2 separate regions of the Homo sapiens genome follow, and region 2 is linked to region 1. A link is a loop called in an ENCODE intact Hi-C map of the cell type or tissue named here. Cell type or tissue: CD4-positive, alpha-beta T cell. All regions are shown on one strand.

Region 1 (2,500 bases):
GACTCTGACCAAAGCTGTTGAGAGCGGACACTCGGAACTGGAAGTTCCCCTCCTCCGCCACATCAGCCACGGTCAGCTCAGGTGTAGCCACCCATTCAGCCTCGTGGCACCTGATCCAGGTGTAGGTGCCAAGCTTCTTCTTCTCTACCAGGTAGCCGTCGATAGTGACAGGGCGTTCCCCATGGGGTGGTGGGGACCAGCTGAGAATCACGGAACTCTCCATCCTGGCCTTTACCACAGGATCCACAGGGGGTTGCAGGGGAGGCTTCCTGGGGGCTGTGTAGAGGGTGGGCAGAGGTCAACTACTGGGAGCCTCTTCCTGAGCCCTGGGTCTGGAATCACCTGGAGGGGTGTCACAGGATCCCCAGCTCTCTTGGGGCTGCTCTGGGGACCTGGACCACTGGCCACAACCTCCAGCCCCAGACCTGCAGCCACTTCTCTGGTTGCAGCTGAAAGACTGCGCGGGGGCTCAGGGAGCCTAACGTTGGAGGGCCAGGGCTATGGTCTTGCCCGGCGGCCCTCGGTACAGCAGGCTGAAGCCCAGAGAGCTGAGGTAATGGAGGGCAGGGGACTGGGACCAGGGAGACAGCAGGGAAGCGATGCCATCCTGGGAGCACCCTCAGGCCCTCACCCGACACGCAGAACTGGGTGGACGTCTGGCAGTCGCCAGCCATAAAGGCCACCTGGCCCACATCCTCCAGGCAGCACTGGGAGATGGTTAGTGTGTGGCGCGTGCCCTCCGCGGAGATGGCCACGCGGCCCCCCGCCACCACTTCCTCCTGGTTCCGCAGCCAGTGGACGGGGCCCACCGGGACCGCCAGCTCCACGCAAAACATAGCCGTGTCGCCCACGCGCACCGCCGTCTTCCGAGGGAGCTTTCGGAGGAGGTTTCCTGGGGTGGAGGGAGCCGGGCCAGTCAGACCAGCCCCTGCACGCCCCGCTCCAGACTCGCTCCTCCGCTTGCCCCCTGTCTCCCGGTTCCCAACTGCCTCCGATTCACTCCCCCGCGCAACCCCTTACCTGTCCCGCCGGCCCAAGTCCCAGCTCGGTCCCACAAGACCCCTGCCCACTCCGTCTCCCCTTCCCCCTAATCACCACCCCGTGCCCGGCCCGAGCTTGCTCCTCCGCCCCCACCTTACCTGCCCTTCCCGCCCCAGTCCCGCCCCTGCCTGCCCCAGTCCCAACTCGTACCTCGCAAGCCCAGTCCGTCTGCACCCTGCCCGCCCCCGTGCCCGCCCAGCCCGTGCGGCCTGGCTCCCCCCTCCCCCGCCCCCGGCTCCCTTCTCGGTGCCTCCTTGCCCCCGCTACCTCCCCGAAGCCGCCCTGTGCCCCGCCCCGTGCCCCGCCCCGCCTGCCTTGGACTGCGAGCTCCGCCACCGTGCGGCTGCCCTCTGGCGTCTCGCAGATGTACACCGCGTCGTCGTCGGCCGAGACATTGCGCACGGTCAGGCGGCGCTCGGTGCCCTCCTCCTCGATGCCGTACTTGGCGCTCGCCCACAACCGCGTCTCCTCCTTGAACCACGCGGCCTCAGTGGACGGCTGGGGCACCTCACATAGGAACGTGGCCGACTCCTTCTCCCGCACCTCCAGATCTTGCAGCCGCTTTTTGAAGGGAACCGCGGGCTCTGCCAGGAGAGAAGACTGGTGAGAGGGGCGGGGCCGGAGGGTGCAGGACGACGGCGGGGTGGGAAGGGGGAAATTGGGGGATTGTGGGCGGGAAAGGAGACTGGAGGATGCAGAGGTGAGGGTGTGGGAAGGAATAGGGGACAGGAGCAGAGGGGCTGGGAGGCTGGAAAGGAGAGGGTGCAGGGTAGAGGAGTGGGCTGGGGAGAGGAGCGAGCAGGAGGCAGAGGGGCTAAGGGTTGGGAAGGGCGCAGGGGAGGAGACAGGAAGTTGGGGGGCGGGGGAGTAGAAGAGCAGAAGGCAGAGTGGTGGAGGTTGGGTTGGGAGCAGCGGGAGGGAGAGGGCGGGGCTGAGGAGGTGGGATCCCCTGCGGCCCCGCCCCTCTCACACCTCTCGCCCCTGTCTGTGGGCCAGCGGTGGCGGGTTGGGGGCGCGGCATGCAAAGGGGGCGGGGCGGGCAGGGGACTGGGTGGGGAAAGCGGGTTGCGGGTGTTTAGAATAGGTCGTGGGGCGTCGCCCGCATTTTGCGCACCAGGAACGGACACCTGCAACCCTGGATTCCACGACCGGACAGACGCGGGTGGGAAACGGCAGACCGCAAGGGCGAAAGGACCCAGGTGCACGGGTTGCGGAGGAGCCTGGGCCCGCGCGCCCCGCACCCAGGAGCTCACCGCGCACTACGACCAGCACAGAGCTGTAGGTCTGGCCCACGAGGTTGGACGCCGTGCAGGTGTAGAGGCCGCGGTCCGACTGCTTGCAGAAGAGGATCTTGAGCACGAAGTTCTCCTGCGCGTCCTCGTACACCACGTGGCGCCGGCCCTCGGTCACCAGCTGGCCGTCCTTCTTCCACACCGTCTCGGGCTTGGGCTCGCCGGTC
Region 2 (2,500 bases), 300 kb before region 1:
CAGAAAATCTCTCTGGCTTCTAGGGGATCTTAGGAGAAACTGGGCTTCTGCACAGCAAAAGCAGCCATCAATGGAGTAAACAGACAACCTGCAGAACAGGAGAAAATATTCACAAACTCAAATACTCATGAAATACTCACAAACTATCAGCAAAGGGCTAAGATCCAGAATCTATAAGGAACCTAAACAATTCAACAAGCTAAAAACAACTCCATTTAAAAATGGGCAAAGGACTTGAACAGACACGTCTCAAAAGAAGACATATATGCAGCCAACAAACGTGAAAAAATGCTCAACATCACTAATCATCAGAAATGCAGATCAAAATCACAATGAGACACTATCTCACACCAGTCAGAATGGCTATTACTAAAAAGTGAAAAAATTAACAGATGTTGGCAAATTTGTACAGAAAAAGGCAACATTTATACACCATGTGGGAGTGTATTAGTTAAGCTACCATGGAAAGCAATTCAGAGGTTTCTGAAAGAACTAAAAGTAGAACTGTCATTTGACCCAGCAATGCCATTATTGGGTACATAACCAAAGGAAAAGAAATCATTCTACCAAAAAGACACATGCACTCATATGTTTATTGCAGCACAATTCACAATAGCAAAGAAATGGAATCAACCTAGGTGCCTGTCATTGGGGGACTGGATACAGAAAATGTGGTACATATACACCATGTGTATATGTACATACAGAAATGTGGTACATATACACAACACAGCCATAAAAAAGTGACATTATGTCCTTTGCAGCAACATGGATGCAGCTGGAGACAATTATCCTAAGTGAATTAATACAGGAACAGAAAACCAAATGCTACATGTTCTCACTTATAAGTGGGAACTAAACGTTGGGCACGCATGGACATAAGGATGAGAACAAGAGACCCTGGGGACTACTGGAGCAGAGAGAAAGGGAGAGGGAGAGGGTTGAAAAACTAACTTATTGGGTACTATGCTCACTACCTGAGTGATAGGATCACTCAGATCCCAAACCTCAGTGGTGTCATGCAATAAATCCATGTAACAAACCTGCACATGTACCCCTGAATTTAAAATAAAAGTTGAGGAAAAGAAGAAAAAGAAAACTGGGAAGAGGGACTGGTGCACTGACATCCATTCCTGCAGAGGGCACCAAAGGCCAGACAATCCCATTTTTAACAAAGTTGAGATTTGGGGGTTTTCTTGTTTTTTAACCATAATCCCATCCACAAGAGGGTGGATATGCAGCTCTTTTTTTTGTTATTTGTTTGTTTTCTCTCTCTCTCCTCTCTCTCACTCTGTTGTTTTTGTTCTTTTTTTCTGCTTTTTCTTTTTTTAATGTTTTTCTTTTTTATCAATTGAGATAAAATTTACATAATATAAAATTGACCATTTTAAAGCATACCATTTGGTGGCATTAAGTACATTCCCAATGTTTTGCAACCACCACCTCTATCTAATTCCAAAATATTTTCATCACCCTAAATAAAACCCCCAAAATATTAAACAGTTATTCCTCATCTCCATTTCCACCTCCCCCATCTCCTCAGCCCCAACAACCACAGTTTTCTTTCTGTCCCTGTATTTACCTGTCTGATCATTTCATATGAATGGAATTGTGCAGTGTGTGACCTCCTGTCTTCTTCTTGCCTTTGAACTTTAAACATTGTACCTGAGGTGGGTTGAGCTGAATGTGTCTGCAGGAGCCCCGACTGCCCACATGAGAGACTCTGGGCCACACATGGGCTCATGCACAGAAGGACCACCGTGTCAGGTGACCTACCCATGGGCTGAAAGCCCACACCGCCAGGACACCTTTCTCTGCCATAGCTTCTCCCAGTGCTTGTGACACTCTTCATCCGACAACAGGCATCACAATCTGCTCTCAACACAGTGTGCTCTGTACATCGTAGCGGCTCACTCTAGATTGTTCAAACCTGAGTCCTTCTTCCCAAGTCATCAGGACAAGTGTGACTGGATGCAGCACAGTGGCTCATGCCAGTAACCACGGTACTTTGATAAGCCGAAGTGGGAGGATTGCTTAAGCCCAGGAGTTCAAGACAAGCCTGGGCAACATAGCACGACTTTATCTCTACAAAAAATACCAAAAATTTAGCCAGGCATGATGGTGCACCTGTGGTCCCAGCTACTTGGGAGGCTGAGATGGGAGGATTGCTTGAGTCTGGGAGATCAAGGATGCAGTGAGCTGAGATCACACCACTGTACTCCAGCCTGGGTGACAGAGTGAGACCCTGTCTTTAACAACATATTAATTAATGTTTTTTTGAGGCAGAGTCTCACTCTGTCACCCAGGCTGGAGTGCAGTAGCACGATCTTGGCTCACTGCAACCTCCACCTCCCTGGTTCAAGCAATTCCCCTGCCTCAGCCTCCCAAGTAGCTGGGATTACAGGCACAGGCCACCATGCTGGGCTAATTTTTTTGTATTTTTAGTACAGATGGGTTTCCACCACGTTGGCCAGACTGGTCTTGAACTCCTGACCTCAGG

The links. Hi-C counts contacts between places; a loop is a spot of excess contacts. Peaks named below come from ENCODE experiments on the same cell type or tissue, not always from the same donor. Only the 100,000 strongest peaks of a DNase experiment are listed, where the experiment ranks them.
Region 2: it touches region 1 in a loop (16-fold over the local background); 23 of 110 quality-filtered maps call a loop at or near these places.

The regions. Positions count from the first base shown.
Region 1 is chr1:228,212,566-228,215,065 of GRCh38, reverse strand. It overlaps OBSCN (obscurin, cytoskeletal calmodulin and titin-interacting RhoGEF), which reads right to left. Exons shown (of 116, transcript NM_001386125.1): 2 at 2,295-2,500; 3 at 1,356-1,625; 4 at 632-892; 5 at 1-276. OBSCN-AS1 (OBSCN antisense RNA 1) reads left to right here and starts at 1,411. Exons shown (of 2, transcript NR_073155.1): 1 at 1,411-1,644. RefSeq lists a silencer at 1,275-1,324. In CD4-positive, alpha-beta T cell, a CTCF peak has its summit at 1,423 (motif pointing left); a DNase peak (open chromatin) is centred at 1,965; H3K4me3 peaks cover 1,640 bases.
Region 2 is chr1:228,514,104-228,516,603 of GRCh38, reverse strand. No RefSeq gene overlaps it. Among named protein-coding and RNA genes, the nearest start is that of RNF187, 28 kb to the right of the region's middle. In CD4-positive, alpha-beta T cell, CTCF peaks have their summits at 938 and 1,147 (motif pointing right); a DNase peak (open chromatin) is centred at 1,153.